Regions from separate parts of the Homo sapiens genome. Here region 1 is linked to region 2. Evidence: chromatin loops called from intact Hi-C (ENCODE). Cell type or tissue: GM12878. All regions are shown on one strand. Links, peaks and the distances in the headings refer to the core of each region. The heading gives the core; the rest is flanking DNA.

Region 1 (8,000 bases), core at 1-8,000, 82 kb before region 2:
TTTCATGGAGTGCCACTTGAGTAAAGATCACAAAAATCAAGTCTTTGATTTTTAAGATTTTCATACAGTGGAAAGATAGTAATTAGAAGGCTTTTTACTGATAGACTGGGTTATCAGCAAGATGGGAGTGATTGTTGAATTAAAAGATGCACTATTGATTTTAGATCAATAACACTATTAACTTTAAATAATATGCATTGAATGCTAGTGGATTGGTTTGAAAATGATGCATTATTTCACTGGAGTTTTATATTCTTGATTTCTTTCTTGCAGAAGTAAATTTTCTAAAATGTGAGGATATTAGAAAAACCAGAATAACAACTTTCTGAACATATTTACAAAGTAGCATATACTACCAGAGAAGTCTGCAATATAATGTTCAGATATAAAACCTGGAATTTTGATGTCTGACTTAATTAGCAAGGCTAACTAAAATACTGCACATTTGAGAGACAGCATTCACTCACATGTCATCTCTTTACAAGGTAGATGAGGAAGAAGAGGCATTGGGGAAGGTTCTTTTGCTTTGAATTTGTTCAGTTGCAGATTCTCTCACTATCCTCTTAAATCTATCCTCACCCCTACCTCCCTTGCAGCCAATAATTTATTACTTACCGAGTTCATCCTTTAGGAAAATATAGTGTTCATTCGTGGAGTTATTCATGTGTCAGCTTTTAAGTTTGGCTTCATTTATTACTCTGAAAGTCTGTTTTCCAAGATTTGATTCACTTAGAAATAATGTTGAAACTTTTCGTGAGGAATATTATGAGTGGGTTTTAGGTTTACTTTTCCAGCCAGATCTTCTGGCTTTTGGGACAGTGGAATGTTGCCTGTTTGTTTTAGAAGAATATACAGTAAGATTAACCACTAACTGGCCTATGTTAACTAATTCAAGATACATAATTCACTTCAATTAAAAATTTTCTTTCCAAAACTATTTAGAATTTTGTGTTACCTTTAGAAACATTCTTGCTTACGGATCATTTAAAAATAGCTATAACTGTTGTAGTGATCCAAATATCAGGATAAAAATGAGCTAATAAAGTAGATAAAAATACTGCGTGGATAACTCTAAGAAATTTTATATAGCTCTCCAAGGAAGATCTGTTTCCCAATCAACAGAAAAGTAAGATGGAAGAGGGAAATTTTGCCTGGAAGCCTGGAATTTAAACTGAAGTTTCCAGAGAGCTCTTACTTGGTAGACTTTTTGAAAACATCTTTTCCTATATCGTCAGTAAAGAAGTAACTTGTTTAGGCAAAGCACGTTATGGCTTTTTCTTGCCTAGTTTAGGTCTGTGCTTAATGACTACTGGAATAGCAGCAAACATAACATCCTGATAACATTTGGGAGGAAAAGCCATATTTGAAAATTGGTGAAATGCAATAATCTTTAAACCAGGAATCATCAGTTTGCTAATAAAAGGTATATGGCTCCAAGTTACGTATTTTGTCAGGGTCCTCTGGCATTTTCACTAGTCATTTTGCTAGTGTGTACAATGATTCCTATCTTGCTGTAAAACTTGGTGATTTTTTTATATTGTTGAACTAGGTGACATGAATATTGAGTCAGATCACATAATCTTAGAGTAACACATAAGTGATTATGTAGCGTTGTGGGTGGAAACAATTCTGGATAAAAAGTGCATGACAGTTCAGAACTACTGTGCAGGCAGCCTGTCTGAAATCAGGTTTAAAAATTGGCCCTGTCTCCAGCTGACTCGTTTTGTCAGACTGAGTCATAGGATTAACCCTTGACATGTTCCTTTAAAAAAAAAAAAAAAAAAAGCAAAGATTAAACAACTGCATTTACTAAAGCAGCACTTGATCCATCTATATGCATTTTTTTCCTGTAATATGATTCTCCTTAGGACAAGAAATTGTGCTACAGCTGTTGCATAGATTAAATTAATTTTTAAAAAATTGGGAGCAGAGAAAAAAAGATTTTATTATACAAGATAATTTATAATGGCAATCAAGCAATGACCATCTACATCAAACAGTTTTAGTTTTTTGGGGGGTAAGGCAGACTTCAAGAAAAATGCTGTTTTGGAGCGACAAACTTAAAAGACTTTTCCATAGCATACAAGTAGAATATAGGGGCATTTTATGTAGATTACCACCAGTTTTGTTGATGATTTACTGTTTTTGAAGAATGAGATTTTAATATCATATAATTATAGATACAGGCATAGAGTTTTGTTGTTGTTGTTTTTTTAAGTTTTTATATCTATGCTCAATTTAGGCAGTAGTGTATACCAAGTGACTACGGTTTGTATTGGCAGGGGAGGTCTTACCTACACATGTACGAGTTTTATATTTATGTTTTTTAGGAGAACAATGAAAAGTAGAAGCAAAAGCTTTTAATTAGTTACTCAACTCTCTTTACAAATTATGTTTCACATTCAGGTTTCATGTTTAACACTAAATCTTACTTAGGTGTTTAATAAACTGATTAGGTTTGTGCAAAAGTAACTGTGTTTTTTTCCATTAAAGAAATTTGATTATACTATTTGGCTTTTACAGTGAATTTCTTTTTTATCTGAATGTATGTTTATTCTCTTCAGATTATCATATAATTGCCTCTAAAATAAAGAACTGGTGTTAAAATATTAAAATTTTCATTGTGCTTTAATAACCAAGGTTGCTTAGTTGGGTTTACATTATGATGTTTGTTTTATCAAACAACATAGTAAGTACCCTCTCTGTTTTCTGCCCGGCATCAGGGAAATGGGCTTAACTGTCATAGGTGGATGTTTTTTAACCAATATAAGAAAGTTTTCTCAGATTGAAGCGATGATTATAAAAATGTTGAAGTATTGTCAGTGCTTTGTGGCTCCCCTCTTCTCCCTATTCCTCCTCAATTTCTATTGAAAAGTAAGTGTTATTTTTAATAATTAATAGAAAAAGAAAATTTTGATTCGATTTTGTTTGATTTTCCTTTTTTTTTGTTTTGAGAGTAGCCGATCTGTCAGTAGAGAAAGACTGTGTATGGAAGACTAAAATTTACTTGAATGGTTTTAAGGCATGCTATTGTTAATTGTGAATCAAAGCTTTTTACACAGTTCTCCAAGGATTGAAATGGGTCTTTGTGGTCTCTCAGGAGGGAGGAAGTTACAAACCACTCCGCAGACTGGCATTTTAATAGTCTGCTGTACAGCGATGTTCTTTTGCAGCTGCTGCTTAGCCTTTTCTATATCTGGAGAGTGTGGGGAGGTTTTATTGTTGTTCCAATACTATCAGCTTTTAAAACATTGTGAAGTTAGTTGCCCTTATTGTCTGATTTAGTTTCGTTACTATAATTTGATCAATATGTTAGTAAAAATGAGGTTGGGGGGATAGGGGGTCCCTTATAGTATATTCCTAGAATATTTCACAGAGGATTTCTGCTTCATGAAAGGTACCTTTAAAAAAAGTGATGTGCCCCCTTTTGCAGCTTGTGAGCTCTCCTCTGATTAATACAATCCCGTTAGAACCTACAAGGCATAGAGGGAAGGATAGTACAAAGAAGTTTTGATGAAGGGAAATGACACAAAAAGGGAAAGTTGCTATTCTGTTTTTCCAGGTTGTAATTACAGCAAACGATTGATTGGAAAACATTTAAATAGCAAAACGTGTCTGTGTAAGAGACACATGTTTTTGTAGACAACTTTTAAAACCTTTTGACTTCGAAGTATGAGTTAGAAATGTCTGTAAGACATTTATTCCCACACTTCTTATTTTTCCTTTCTGAGAAATGTGAGCATTAGCATAAAAATATGAATATACAAAGTATTAAGAACAATAATAAACTTAGAGGAAAGACTTATAGGAAACTGTTTAGTTTATTCTCTCATACTTTATATGAAAGATGTGTGAATTTTTTTTAAGAACAGTCCTATTGCAGGACATTATAAACTTTTGATTGGTGTTGTGTATGAAGAATTCAAGGAGCTTTATAACTGAAAATCTGTATTATTAAGTGTTTCCATTTTAAAAACAGGTAATTTAGTTTCAAGATAATCTATCTGATTTTTGGACTAAGCTTTTTAATAAAATGTGTTCCTTTCAGTTTTCCTCAACATAATTTTTGTAGCTTAAAGTATGGTTTGTTCTAGCTAGTTAAGAGGTATTTGCATGATGGTCTGCTTTCTCCAGGAAGTGATTTTGTACAAGATTTAACTGTCTAGATCCTTCTTGTTACACATGATTCAGTGTTTCCAATTCCTGATTACTTGATCATGTGTTTATCAAAGTTGAAGCAACTTTAGACCATGGCAGATGGTAACGCTGGAGGTGTAGCAAGCTAGGTTTCTCTGCCACAAGTGCTCTAATTTAATTAAAACTAAAAACAGATTAGCAGAAAATCTGTCAGTATGCCTTCCTTTTGTGTGTGTATATATGTATATATGAGACAAATCTAATAATTTCTTGGGTTATTTTTATTCAGGGCATATTTATTTAGCGCTTAAAAGTGACTTGCATTTTTTTAATACCTCAAATTTTGTCTTATTGGTATCCTCCACCAATGCAAGGACTTGATGGAAATTGAAAGAGGTTACTTACAGCATAAACCCTCCCTCTGTGCTCTGTGAGTTGGTTCAGTCCTATTTTGCATAAGTTCCTTTTGAGTAGATCCATGTGTGAATGCATAGTACTGAAGACTTACTCCCTTTGCCTGTGTGGATATATGTCTTGGAGAGAGGCTGTGTGCATTAGCTACAAATAGTAACATTTTCAAAATCAACATGTATTGTGCTTATCCTGTCCCTGGAATGGGCAGCAATTCTTTGATGTATTACTACAATGGGAAAACGGTAAGCCTTTTTCTTTGTATAGCTTCTAACTCACTTGTTTAAAGGAAAGCAGTATACATTACTCGCTTTTTACTAAAATCTGTGAGGTTTTGTTTTATCCTTTTATGCAATGTATTAGATTGTAGATTTCTTTTTTTTTTTTTTTTTTGCGGGGGGACGGAGTCTTGCCCTGTCACCCAGGATGGAGTGCAGTGGCTCGATCTCGGCTCACTGCAACCTTCGCCTCCCGGGTTCAAGCGATTCTCCCGCCTCAGCCTCCCGAGTAGCTGGGATTACAGGCACCCGCCACCATGCCCAGCTAATTTTTGTATTTTTAGTAGAGACGCGGTTTTATCATGTTGGCCAGGCTGGTCTCGAACTCCTGACCTCAGGTGATCCACCCGCCTCGGCCTCCCAAAATGCTGGAATTACAGGCATGAGCCACCGCGCCCAGCCTAGATTGTAGATTTCTTTAGAAGTAGTGTCAGTAAAGTCCTGTCTGCTACATAGCTACTCAATAGTTGTTGGCTTTCATTTTATTTTTAAGATAGTGTAGAAAATAAACTTGAGTTTCTGAGTTGTTATTAGCCTGATATCTTTACTAGCAATGAGCTTGAAAGTACATTTGTTTTTATGTTTTCGTATATTGTGAACAAATCCTTACATAAAATATGTATATACACACATATGTATTGAGAATTATTTGATGCTTTGTAGATGGAAGGAAAAGATGAAAGTCATCTAGGATATTCATAAAAATAACAAGTATGAAGCTCTGGTAATGATTAGGGAAGCAGTCAGCTAGTAAGGGCCGTATTTCCTGTTTAGAGTTTCAGGTCCAGAGCCTGACTTCTCTGGGATACCATCTGTTTCCAATCAAACTAGAATTTTGACCTTGTGTGGATTCATGAAATAAATCACTATTTTTTAAAAGAATGCATTTATACATTTTCCAAAGAATGCACTGTACTTCTGGTTGATTTATAGCAAGCACATGACTAGGTGTTTTAAAATAATACTTTTTTGTTTTGCTAAACAAGAGTTCTATTCTTTAAATTAATTACCTAATGTTAATAATTTACTGTGTTTCTACAAAAAAATCTATAAGCCAGAGGATTTTATATATTCTAAAAAAAAAAGAGTAAACTCGGAAAGTTTCAATAGGAGCTATCTTTGTAAGATACTTGATAAATATTATTAAAAGGTACACTAATGAATAACAGTGTTGGTTTATGTCAGAAACTCAGTGTTTTCCTTCTAAATCTTTCACAAATAATTTTACCCTCAGGTGTCTTATGAAAAAATGCATATATGGGCTTAGTGAAGGGGGGGAGAGGGGAGCATTTTTAATGTTAATGTTTTAAGTTATAGAGAATATTCAATTACATTTTACTAAAATGGGCTTAAAATTAGATATGGTTGTCTCTTCCCTTTTCATCACTTGGAAATGTTTTAAAGTAGCCTATGGCTACAACTAGGATACTAAGAACTAATAAAAGCACTTTTTCATTCACTGATTGCTTTAGTAAGGGCTCTTTGGACTGGGCCAGTGTTTGGTTGTGAACTTTTGGGTAAGCTTTCAAAAAAGATAAGCAAGTCAAAATATCTTTAAACTCATTAAAAAGTGTATGTTCAAGCTGCCCATATAAGCAGAGCTTTGGATAATGTAAGAAGTAGATTTAGATGGATGAGTGAAATTATTTAATCTCTATATAATTTTCTTGCCAGCTGTCTTTCAAATGTGAAAATAATTTTCTTTTGTGTCTGATTTTAAGTAAAACAGTCTGAACATGGTATGTGGGTATGTGTGTGGGGTGTGTGTGTGTGTGTGTGTGTGTGTGTGCACGTGTATAAGTTCAGTAAAATTAATTATGTAGGACCCTGAACCAGACTAACTCAAAATGAGTTTAGATTTTATTCTTTGGAAAGCACAGGTTACTGTATTACATTTCTCTTTGTTCTACATTGGGAGGGGGGTAGGGGGAGCTTTGATAGTGGTATTTCCAGGCTTATGGTAGATGGCATAGCTGGTATGGTAGAGAGCCTGGAAAAATTGATAGTCTGTGCCTAATATAGGTCAAAGGTGACTTTTATGTTCTGGAAAAATATATAAATAAAGAGATGATATGTTGGCTTAGTCCTCCAAATCATAAGACCCTAGACTTGTATGTATTTTATTTTTACCCACCTCTAGTTTTTAAAATTATTCTCTAGTAGTTATTAGAAGTCATTGGCAACATTATTATTTTGTGATGACTTCAGTTTTCTTCAATAAGAAAATCGTGGTATGTAATTACATTGTCTCAAGATTATATAAATGTATTATTTTAGTGTATATTGGGAAATGTCTGCTTGTCAATGCCTTAAAATAAAAACTAGCACTTTCATTAACATTTCTAGACTCTTAAGTGAAATATATGTCTTCACTTAAGTTATAGAAGTTTAATATACTTCTTGTCATGAACAGGTTAAATTTAAACTATTTAATCTCATTTTATAGATTTATTTTAAAATGATAGAACAAAATAATATTTTGAAATACTAATAATAAGTTCACATTGATTCATTTTTAACATCCCATTTCAGGTTTTATGAGAGAGTGACAAACCCTAAGTGGTCCTGCTCTTAAACAGAAAGCTTTCTTTCCCTTTTTTCCAGTTTTTTTTTTTTTAGTTTTCGAGTTGATTGCATATATTTAAGGGTATTTCAGATCTTTTAATAAAACTGAACAAACTCTAGGAAGAGACCAAAGAACTTTTTTATATTTTATTACCTAAAATTGTATGGCCAGTATTTTATTCTTGGATATGTAACAGACTTGGGCATGTAGGTGTAGAAAAGAAAAGCCAAAAATGTTAATGCAGTTTTTCCTACTGCTTAAAAAGAGAAGGGGTTAATGTTTTGTATTATATGTAATTTTTGTGTAGCTGTATTCTTTATCATGTTGTAAGGTATTAATGTGGGTTTATAGTAAGTATGAAAACTAAAACTATTTTGCACCTTATACTGTTTTGAAATATAAAAAATAGTAGAGAACAGTGGGTTTCTGAGGTTCCTTCTTTATAAAGAACTCTGCCTGCATTCAGTTTTCTCATTAATTTGAGTAAATTTTGTCCTTTACACAGAAAGTGAGAAAAAAGTCTTGAGAGCAAAGGAAAGAAAAGTTTTGGGGGAAAAAAAGGACTGCCATTTTTTTTTTTTTTTTTTTTTTTTTTTTTTTTTTTTACT
Region 2 (11,505 bases), core at 3,506-11,505:
GGGAAAATTGTCTACATGCGAAAGAATGGAATTAGACCTTTATCTCATACCATATACAAAAATCAATTCACAGTGGATTAAAGACTTAAGACCTGAAAATATAAAATTGCTAGAAGAAAACAAGATTTAAAAAAAGAAAATAAAAGAAAAGAAAACAAGATAAAAGCTCCATGACATTGGTCTGGGCAATGGTTTTTTAAATATGATCCCCAAAAGCACAGACAACAAAAGCAAAAATAGACAAATAATATTATATCAAACTAAAAAGCTTCACAGCAAAGGAAACAACAGTGAAGAGACAACCTGGAAAAAATATTTGCAAGCCACACATTCTGATAAGGGTTTAATATCCAAAATATACAAGTCAATAGCAAGAAAACCAAGAACCCAATTAAAAGCTAGGCAAAGGACCTGAATAGACTTTTCTCAAAAAAAAGACATACAAATGGTCAACATGTATATGAAAAAGTGCTCGACATTATTAACCATCAGGGAAATGAAAGTTAAAACCTCAATGAGATATTACCTCACACATGGCAGAATGGCTATTATCAAAGATGGCAGGGCACAGTGGCTGATGCCTGTAATCCCAACACTTTCGGAGGCCTAAGCAGAAGGATCGCTTGAACCCAGGAGTTCGAAACCATCCTGGGCAACAGAGTGAGTCTCCACAAAAAATAAAAATTAACCAGGTATGGTGGCGTGCACCTGTAGACCCAGTGACTTGGGAGGCTGAGGCAGGAAGATCACTTGAGCCCAGGAGTTTGAGGCTGCAGTGAGCTGTGATTGCACCACTGCACTCCAGCCTGGGTGACAAAGTGAAACCATGTCTCAAAAAAAAAAAAAAAATGCACAAAAGTTAAGGTGTTGGCAAGGAAGTGGAGAAGAGGGTACCCTTGCACACTGTTGGTGGGAATGTAAATTACTATTATAGAAAACATTATAAAATCATACATTGTACATTATAGAAAACAGCCATTATAGAAAACATTACGGAGGTGCTCAGAAAAATAGAAATAGAACTACCATATGCTCCAGCAACCCCACTACTGGGTATATATCCAAAGGAAATAAAATCAGTATGTTAAGGAAATAATCTGCACTCCTGTGTTTGTTCATTACAGCATTATTCACAATAGCCAAGATACAGAATCAACCTAAGTGTCCGTCAGTGAATAAATGGATAAAGAAAGCATTTACACAATTAAATACTGTTCAGCCTTAGAAGGAAATGCTGTCATATATGACAACATGGATGAGCCCAGAGGACATTATATTAAGTGAAATAGCCCAGGCAAATACTACATGATCTCATTTATATCTGGAATGTAAAAAAAAAAAAAAAAAAAAAAAAAATTGAGGCCAGGCGCGGTGGCTCACGTCTGTAATCTCAGCACTTTAGGAGGCCAAGGCAGGCAGATCACGAGGTCAGGAGTTTGAGACCAGCCTGGCCAGCATGGTGAAACCCCATCTCTACTAAAAATACAGAAATTATCCAGGCGTGGTGGCACAAACCTGTAATCCCAGCTACTCAAGAGGCTAAGGCATGAGAATTGCTTGAACCCAGGAGGTGGAGGTTGCAGTGAGCCAAGATCACACCACTGCACTCCAGCCTGGGAGACAGAGCGAAACTCTGTCTTGGGGGAAAAAAGAAAAATTGAATGCATAGACGCAAAGAGTAGAATGGTGGGCCTGGGGGTGGCGAGAGGTGGGGCAGTGAGGGAGCTGGGGAGATGTTGGTCAAAGGGCACAAAATTTCAGTGAGACAGGAGAAATAAGTTCAAGAGATCTGTTGTACAACATGGGGACTATAGTTAGTGTATTTGTGTTCTCACCACAAAAAAAATTATGTGAGATAATGCATATGTCAATTAGCTCAGTTGAGCCATTCACAATGTATACGTATTTCAAAACACTACGTTGTACACAATAAATACATACAACATTTTTTGTCAATTAAAAAAACGTTTAGGCCGAGCACCCCAGCATTTTGGGAGGCTGAGGCAGAAGAATCACTTGAGGTCAGGAGTTCGAGACCAGCGTGGCCAACCTGGTGAAACCCTGTCTCTAATAAAAAATACAAAAATTAGCTGGGTATAGCAGCGTGCACCTGTAATGCCAGCTACTTGGGAGGCTGAGACATGAGAATCACCTGGACTCCAGAGGCAGAGGTTGCAGTGAACCTGGTCCACAGAGCAAGACTGCACTCCAGCCTGGCCTACAGAGTGAGACTCAGTCTCAAAAAATAAAAAACAACAACAAAAAAAAAACTTTTAAATCTATTTGATACAACATAGGCTGGGACTTCCAAAATTTTAAAAACCATCCTAAGTTCCTTCAGTCCTAGAGTTCTTTTTCAGTTATCACTGTTTTTGGTTCTCTGGCTTCTTGATAGTCTCCTTGGAAGAAAAACAACTGCATCTTTCCCTCTAAAGGCAAGGGCCATCTCTATATCTCTGAAGATCTAACCTTCTGCCACAGTTCGAATATGTTGGAAACGTAATCCCCCATGCAACAGTGTTGAGGGGGGTTGCCTAATAAGAGGTCATGAGGGCTCTCCTCCCAGGCTGTTTTGCCCTGCCGCCTTCCACCACGGATGATGTAGCACAAGGGCCCTCAACAGATGCCAGCCCCTCCGTCTTGCACTTTCCAGCCTCTAGAATTATAAGAAATAAATTTCTGTTATTCTTTTTTAATTACTCAGTCTCAGGTATTCTGTCATAGCATCAGAATACACACTAAGATACCTGCCTAGGCCATGAGGACCCCAAGACACAGCACAAATTTTGTACAAACTCTAACCAGACCACCTTTTTCCTACTCCCAGGGTGAGGTCCTTCCTTCCCCTGTCCCTTGCAGCCCTATGGGCTTTTTTGCTTTCTCTCATTCTCCGGGCCTTCTGCAGCTCTATTTCCTGCAAGATTGCATCTTTTCTCCTGGATATTTGGTCGTCGCTGGGCTGAGGTGGCAGCCTAGTGTTGGGAGCAGGCTTCTGGCTGGCCTCTGATCAGTAAGCCAGAGGGGTCACCTTGTCCTGAAATACAACCCAGCCATTGGCCATGTTTTCCACCATCTTATGAGTATTCCCAGTGACCAACCTCAGCAGTTCAAGACAAGTTGGGTTACACAACAAGGCAGCACAATAATGAAGCTCCCACCCCTGGCTTGGGCCTGGGCGTTAGAAAGCCCTGCCTGCGGGGGGCCCTCTCACATGCAGAAGGCAATGGGTAGTAGCTTCACCAGACGATCCTCTGCCTACCTGCTCCAGGTCTCCCCCTGGGGCCATCCCACCTCTTCCTCATTAAAGCCTGTGCTGAAAGGAGCGGGGTTGTTTTTCAAATTCTTTCAGCAGTGAGTTATTGATCAACACTGATAGTGCGAGCAGCTTGATCTCACCCTGAACTGGCAGAGATTAATTAGCTTGATTCCCAAGCATAATTCCTAATTAGGCACAGGAAGAAAGGAAAGAAAACACAAAGGAACTATTCTTCTCCAGGAACCACCGACCTTCTGTCCAGGGGTGGAGGAGGAAGAAACAGGTAAGCATGTCCCAGCACCAGAGTGCTTCCTGCCCATTCCAAAGCTGGGCAGCCAGCCCGTCAGCACAAACAACACCGAGGACGGTGCCAGTGCCATCCTGCAAGGGTTTCAGAAGAAAATGTGCATTTAATTTGTTTGCTTTACTCTCTGCCTAATGATGGGCAGGGAAGGCACAATTAAGCAGGAGGCTTTGAAGTACCTGCTCTAGGCTTGCTTAGCCACCAGAGGCTGAGGATGCAAGCAGGGGAGAGTTCAGCTCCAATAGGCTGGGGAAGAAAGGTTGGATGGGGAGGGTGTAGTGGCCCTGAGACTTGAGCAGAAATAGTGAAAGGAACCACTTCCTGCAGCTGAGAGGCAGGAGCCATCATGTTCTGTTGTGGGCATTTTCTAGAATGTTCCAGCCAGGACCAGCAGCTCAAATGGCTCTTCCCTGGTGGTGGGTAGGGCAATAGGAGATAGGAGGGACCTTCAATGTGGCAACTGTGAGGTTTGGCCAATCAACTTACCCATGCTGAGCTTCGGTTTCTCTTCAGTGAAATGGGGATAATTAATGATCGTATCAGCTTACATGACGGTTGTGAGAATTAACTGAAGAATTCAGAGATGCATGGCACATAGGAGGCACTTCCTAACCCACCTAAAGAAAGCAAACCCACAGGGCAGCAAATCAGAAATGGATGAGGGCTGACCTCCTCTTTATTCAGTAGCACATGTCTAATAGACCCGACTGTGTCTCGCACATGCTGCCCCTGAGGAAGACTTATTATAGGGAGCTACAAACAGTGTCACCTGGGAAAGACAGTGAACTCAGTTATAGAACAAGAACACCTGCCCGGGCTGACTGGGGGCCAGGATGCAGGGAAGGCTGCCTGGAGGAAGTGACATACCCCTGAGTCTCAATTGGCCAGGGAAACAACTGAGCAATGATTTGTGAAAATGAGTTCAGTAGAGGTTAATAAAAATTGGGAGTCCTGGCCAGTGGCTCACGCCTGTAATCCCAGCACTTCGGGAGCCCAAGGCAGGCGGATCACAAGGTCAGGAGTTCGAGACCAGCCTGATCAACATGATGAAACCCTGTCTCTACTAAAAATACAAAAATTAGCCAGGCATGGTGGTGCCTGCCTGTAATCCCAGCTACTCAGGAGGCTGAGGCAGGAGAATCGCTTGAACCCAGGAGGCGGAGGTTGCAGTGAGCTGAGATCATGCCGCTGCACTCCAGCCTGGGCAACAGAGCAAGACTCCGTCTAAAAAAAAAAAAAAAAAGGGAATCCCTGCTGTCTGCAGTAGGCCAATCAAGTGTCCAAGAATTGTGAGAATGTGCTTCCCCATCACCACCACCAGCCCACACCCACACCAAAATGTGTCACCCTTCAATCCCTTCAAGTCTGTCTGCTCAGCATCCTGATCCAAACAAGCCACTTTAAAAAGTGCAGTTATGAAACAATTCGAACACTGACTGGACTACTGTTTATATTTTTAGATGTGATACTGTGGTTATGTTTCTCTAAAAGTCCTTGTCTGTTAGAGATACACACTGAAGTGTTTACAGAGAGAATGATACAATCGCTGTCTGGAATCCGCTTCAATACCATCCATTGTTGGAGGGTGGGTAGTGGGGTTAGGGGGTTTTGAGGAAACAAGATTGGCCCGGTCTATCAGCATTGATGCTGGGTGAGATAGGTAAATGGGGGTTCATTATACACTTTACTTTTGAAAATGAAGTTTTTCGTAATAAAAAGTTGAAAGAAAGAAGGAAGGGAGATGGGAAGGCAGGGAAAGGAGAAAGGGAAGGAGAGAAGGAAAAGATTCTGCTCAAATGTCCCTTTGGAAACCTTCCTTGACCCCCGCGTTGGTGTGGGGCCGGGGGAATGGGGAGGCTGTTTTCTGCTCAGCCAGAGCAACAAGGCCCATGAGGAGACAGGAGGGATGTCTGGGGAGCAGTCCCAAGCCACAGAGTCCTTCTGGGGACCAGCCACACCATGAAGAGAGAGCAGAACAGGGAGCATAGCACAGACCTATGACATAGCACTGTGCCATGACATCAGCTGGCAAAGGCCCATGGGACCAGGAGGGAGGCATTAGAAGGGCGAACACTAGCAGCTGTTGAGTAGGAAGAAATGTGAGCCGACTTCTCTACCTAAGGAAGCGGTGGCAAGGCCGTGGAGGTTCGGGATGGGGACGGGTTCCAGGATTAGAGTGCTTTTTTTTTTCTTTCTTTCTTTTGAAGGAGGAGAGGCTATGGGAGCCTCAGGTACCGAGCATCTGGTGTCTGGAGAGATGCAGCTACTCAAGGCAGTTTCTGATCTGGAACCAGGAAGTCTCTGTTTCCCCACCAGCCAGCAAACGTTCTGGACTTGGTGCTGGGCCTGCCACCACCAAAGGTGGAGATGCCCCACATACCTGCGTCAGGCATGACAGGTCACCCCTGAGTCCTTGGGTCTCCCCAAGGCTTCTCCAGGGCTTCCCAACAGGGCTGAGATTCAAGAAAACGCTCAAGGTCCACCCCACTGCTCCGACCCTCTCACCAGAAGAAAAGGGCTGTGTCCCAAGGGCAGCCTGCTTGGGAAAAGAATATGTGGGGTGACTTGTCCAGATCTGCCCAGGGAGGCTGGGAATGGAGAGAGAAAGGAATCTGCCCACCAGTTGGGGGAAAAGTGGATTTCGCAACAACCTTGATGATATTAAATGCTTGGGGGGCCTGGGAAGACCAAATGTTTAATATTTGGAGAAGAGGCTGTCTAAACAGAGTAATTAGGAGGCTCCTTTGTAGTGATATGAAAGAGATGAATTGGGTATATTTGACATCAAAGACAGGAGATCCAGTGGGGAATGAGACCCACGGCCGGGCGTGGGCAGCGCTGGAGGACAGGCTCTCCCAGTGTGCTGCGGGGGAGGGCAGCCCCTGCAGTGTGCGTGTTGAGTGCTGGGAAACCCCCAAGTAACACTTCCCCCCTCATTTAACACACTTCCTAAAACCTCTCCTCCCCAAAAGCCACTTTGCAAAAGCAGCGATTACCACCAACCACGAGAAACACAGGAGCCTGCCTTCCACTGTTTACCACTGGGCAGGAAGTCGTTTATGGACCAGTCTCTTGCCCAGGCTAAACTCAGAAGTGGACACTGAGGGCCGGTTGTGGGTGCCACCAGGCAAGCTAGGGCATCGGAGTTCAGCAGAGCTGGGTGGGAATTCTGCTTCTCCCTCCACTACCTGGGTAACCCTGGGCAAGTCACTTAGCCTCTCCGAGCATAAACTGGTTTGCTTGTAATATGCAAATAATAAGGGGTGGGGGAAATTTTTTTTTTTTTTTTTGAGACAGAGTCTCGCTCTGTCACCCAGGCTGGAGTGCAGTGGCGTGATCTCGGCTCATTGCAACCTCCGCCTCCTGGGTTCAAGCAATTCTCCTGCCTCAGCCTCCTGAGTAGCTGGGATTACAGGCGCCCGCCACCACTCCCAGCTAATTTTTGTATTTTTAGTAGGGACGAGGTTTCACCATGTTGGTCAGGCTGGTCTCAAACTCCTGACCTCGTGATCTGCCCTCCTTGGCCTTCCAAAGTGCTGGGATTACAGGCGTGATGGAGATGATACTCCCTAAATCACAAGGGTGTGGTGTGAAGATGAAATGGCTGCACGTGACAGAGGAGTTGGAGAACAGGAAGCAAGTGGATTACTTGGATGAACTGTGATGGGCCCAAGAAGAACTAAGCCAATCACTCCAGGGGGCGTTTTCCCAGGATCCAGGCAGAGAGCTGATTCCAGCATCCACGTTGTATCCCCCTCCCGCTGTGGCCGGGGTCTCCAAGAGCCGGGCACCCACTGCAGAGCTTCCAAGCCCAGGCCCATTTGAACACAGGAGGACTTTTGAGGTTCATTTAACCCCAAAATCAGTGATTCTACATCTCAAGCTCATATTTTGAAGTGTTTACGGGTAAGTCATATGATACTGGTCATTTATTTTTTAAATATTCTAGCCAAAAGTACATGGTAGACAAAGTGAGAATGTCAGAATGTTGATAATTAGTGAAACTAGACGAAGATACATGAAAGTTTAATTTTGATTCTCACCTACTTTCATGTGCATTAGGAAACTTTCATAATAAGTTAAAGTAACAAAATAGGCCAGACTCGGCTGCTCATGCCTGCAATCCCAGCACTTTGGGCGGCTAAGGCAGGCGGATTACTTGAGGTCACGAGTTTGAAACCAGCCTGGCCAACGTGGTGAAACCCCATCTCCCCTAGAAAATAAAACAAAAAAAAAAATTGTAGCTGGGCATGGTGGCAGGCCCCTGTAATCCCACCTACTCAGGAGGGTGAGGGAGGAGAATCGCTTGAGCCTCAGAGGCAGAGGTTGCAGTGAGCCAAGATTGCGCCATTGCACTCCAGCCTGGGTGAGAGAGCGAGACTCCATCTCTGAATAAATAAAGTAACAAAATACATTTCAGTCTCGAGCTCCAGTTCCCTGCCAGGAAGAGCTGAAGCTGAGCTCTGGCACCCCCTGCTTCTTCTCCCTCATCCCTAAAACATGTGGGGTACTGGGTGCCAAAGGAGATCTGAAGATGGCCACCACTCAGACCAGCAGTAGAGGCCAAGAAGGTGGTGAGAAATTTTAAGGTATTGTAGCATATGCTCTCCAGGGTGAGGACACAGGATGCTGGGACCTAAGGAGGGAGAAGTTAACCCAGAGAGGGCCCAAGTCAGGGAGGACCTGACTGTGGTGACAGAGCCAGTCATGCTAATAATAGGAGCAGTGGTTTTGCAATCACAAATATTGGTCTGGGGGACTGCGGGCCCAATGTGGTGGGAGTTTTAGAGCAGGGACCCCTCCACTGTACGTGGATTCTTATACTTGCTAAGTTGCACTGAATTCTCAATCAACCCATTTGGAGGCTCTCACCAAGACAGGAGTCCCTTTGAATTGGTAGGATGTTAAAAGCTTCCTCCAGCCATTGACCCTGGGTCCCATTGGTAGAAATCAGATAATAAATCAGATTTTCCAGGTAATCCTCAGTTTAATGTCCATTCCCTCATTCAATCAATTATTCAATTACAAATCATTTTTAATATGATTTTATGGTTCAGGAATTCAGGCAGGGCTCAGATGGGCAGTTCTTCTGCCCCACATGGCATTGGCTGATAACAGGCTACCCCAAGGAAATCACAGTGTAATGGGAGATGGGAAATAGGTTAACACAAAGTTACTATACTACAAGAAAAATCTTCAAATCTTCAATCTTCATTCTTCATGGGTGTGAGTCTTCTCTGGTGGAGAAGAGAGTTCTTTGCTAAATTATATTCCTGTGTTAGCCAGCCAAGCACACACGGAGTACAGCTGTCCCTTGCTATTCATGGCAGATTGATCCCAGACACTGCCACCCCCAGCCCTGTGAACACCAAAACCCATGGATGCTCAAGTCCTTGATATAAAATGGTATGGTATTTGCACATAACCTACACACATCTTCCCATATACTTTAAATCATCACTAGATTACTTATAATACCTAATGCAATGTAAATGCTATGTAAGTAGTTGCTACGCTGTATTGCTTAGGGAATAATGACAAGAAAAAAAGGCTGTACAACTTCAGTACAAATGCTATCATTCATTTTTTTATCTGAATATTATGATCCATGAATACAGAGGGCTGGCTGTAAAAAGAATGTACAGTTTGGTACTTTACTCCTAGTTTAAGTCATCTCTTTCGGCCCATACAGGTTGCCTGGGGCAGGGCGGTGGTGAGTGTGTTGAGTCGGCCCTATACCCTGTTCCACAATGCCTGGTGTCCTTGGCACGTAGCTTGCAGGGCTGCTTCCATGGATGGCTGCCTCATCCCCCACCCCTCCTTCATGGCACCCTCTTTTCTCCAACTCCTTTTCCTCTGCTGAGTCCTACCTTTTCTTGCCAGACCAGGGATTTGCCAATTATTCTGGATGGGCACAGGGAAGGGGCCCTCAGATCCTGCAGAGGGAGCATCTGAAAGACAATGAGACCCTGTACACAACCAAGCTGAGCCTCCTGTAAGCACATCCTCTGGGTGTCACTATGCGAAAAGACTCTTTGTCTGTTTACATTGCACAACGAATTGTCCCTCTGATTGTCCTAGCGTTGGTGCATGCATGGATCCAGGAAGAGCAGGTATTTGGACCCAACGAGACAGGTTCATCTTGGCAGTTTGTCTCCTGTGGTTGCTTTGTGCCTGCCCCGTATCTATCCACCCAACTTCTGGCAGCAATCCCTCCAGGACCCACCTCTGTCTTCATGGTTTGTGTGTTCTGATCCTGCTCCTTGGCCCCAGAATACACCCTCCACATCTAAGCTATGCAGTGCCTCATCCCCACAGCTGCAGCGATTGGTTTAGGAATGGGAAAATAATCCAATCAAAGTAAGATTGTCTAATATCTGATCCCGCTTACCCCGGAGCCAGAAGTCCCACCTTTCCAGGCTCCTCCATGTTCCTTTCTGGAGCAATGAGGAGGAAGGTTCATTCCCTTCTCAGGGAACTTGCTGCGGTGTCCCAGTCCTGACTGTCCCCTCTCTACCCCTGCCTGTGGCTCTCCCGTCTCCTGGCATTCTAACCTGCCACTGAATTCTTCCCACGCCAAACGCAGGTTAGGAACCTAAGCTCGGATGAAATGCTGGCTTAGACCTCATTGCTACTGAGAAGCAGAAACCACACTTTTTAGTTGGTAGAGGTGGATGTGGATTGGGGCCATAAAGTTTCCTCAATCATTGAATAAGGATTTCATTATTTGGACTAACTAAATACATTAGATTATTTATACTAACTAAATAAATTAGATTTATTTTTCGAAGTTTAAAATCATTTTCAATAGTGACGAAAAAGGCTGTAGATGAGATGGGAGAATCTTTCGACGCCAAATTCTTCCCATCTCCTGCCTAGTATGTATCACTACACCTTGCCCAGAGAGACTGTAGGGGTGCTCAGCAAAAACCATGGCTGGTTGATTCCCTGGAAAAAGGGGTGCTGTCCCAGGGAGCTCTGTGCCCTTCCTGCCAACACTGGGGTCTAGAGGAGGCAAGTTCCCCTCTGAAGGTGAGTATGATTCACTCATTAAAACTAAGAAATTTACATTGGTATGTTACTGTTAACTAACCTACAGACTTTTTTTAGATTTCACCGTTCTTTACACTCTCGTCCTTTCCAATTTCCGGGATCCAATGCAGGATACCAGGTTGCATTTTTGGATGTGTCCAGTCTGTGATCATTTCTCAATCTTTCCTCATTTTCTCATGACTTTTGACATTTATTTATTTATTTATTGTGTGAGACTGAGTCTCACTCTGTTGCCTAGGCTGGAGTGCAGTGGCCCCATCCTGGCTCACTACAATCTCCACCTCCCGGGTTCAAATGATTCTCCTGCCTCAGCCTCCCAAGCAGCTGGGATTACAGGCGCACACCACCACGCCTGGCTAATTTGTATTTTTAGTAGAGATGGGGTTTCACCATGTTAGCCAGGCTGGTCTCAAACTCCTGACTTCAGGTGATCTGCCTGCCTCGGCCTCCCAAAGTGCTAGGATTACAGGCGCAGGCCACCACGCCCAGCCTGACTTCTGACATTAGAGTACAGGGAGGGATTCTGTAGAATGTCCCTCAATTTGGGTGTGTCTGGTGTTTTGCCATGAGACTGGGGTTATGCTTCTGGGTGCCACACAGAGGTGAAATGTCCTTCTCATCACATTATTCGAGAGGTACATGGTACCAATGGGACTTATCGCTGCTGATGTTAACCTTGATCTCTTGGTTCAGGTGGTGCCTGCCAGCTGTCTCCACTGTGGAGTTACTATTTTTCCTTTTCCCCATTTTATTCATCAGAAGCCAGTCACTAAGCGAGGTCAAACTCCAGGACAGGGGAATTAAGTGCCACCTTCTGGAGAGGGAGCATTCACATTTATTACTTGGGATCCTTCTGTAAGGAAGAGCTGTTTCTCCTCTAAAAAACTCTTTA

The links. Peaks named below come from ENCODE experiments on the same cell type or tissue, not always from the same donor. Only the 100,000 strongest peaks of a DNase experiment are listed, where the experiment ranks them.
Region 1: it touches region 2 in a loop (2.6-fold over the local background); 21 of 110 quality-filtered maps call a loop at or near these places.

What each region holds. Positions count from the first base shown.
Region 1 is chr15:57,214,798-57,222,797 of GRCh38, forward strand. The region is part of intron 8 of TCF12 (transcription factor 12); the gene reads left to right. Among named protein-coding and RNA genes, the nearest start is that of SNORD13D, 60 kb to the right of the region's middle. In GM12878, for the core only: no CTCF peak of the experiment used is centred there; a DNase peak (open chromatin) is centred at 4,614.
Region 2 is chr15:57,293,459-57,304,963 of GRCh38, forward strand. It overlaps LINC00926 (long intergenic non-protein coding RNA 926), which reads left to right and starts at 6,907. Exons shown (of 3, transcript NR_024433.1): 1 at 6,907-7,466. RefSeq lists enhancers at 4,917-4,966, 5,449-5,568. In GM12878, for the core only: no CTCF peak of the experiment used is centred there; a DNase peak (open chromatin) is centred at 6,643; H3K4me3 peaks cover 5,200 bases; H3K27ac peaks cover 4,320 bases.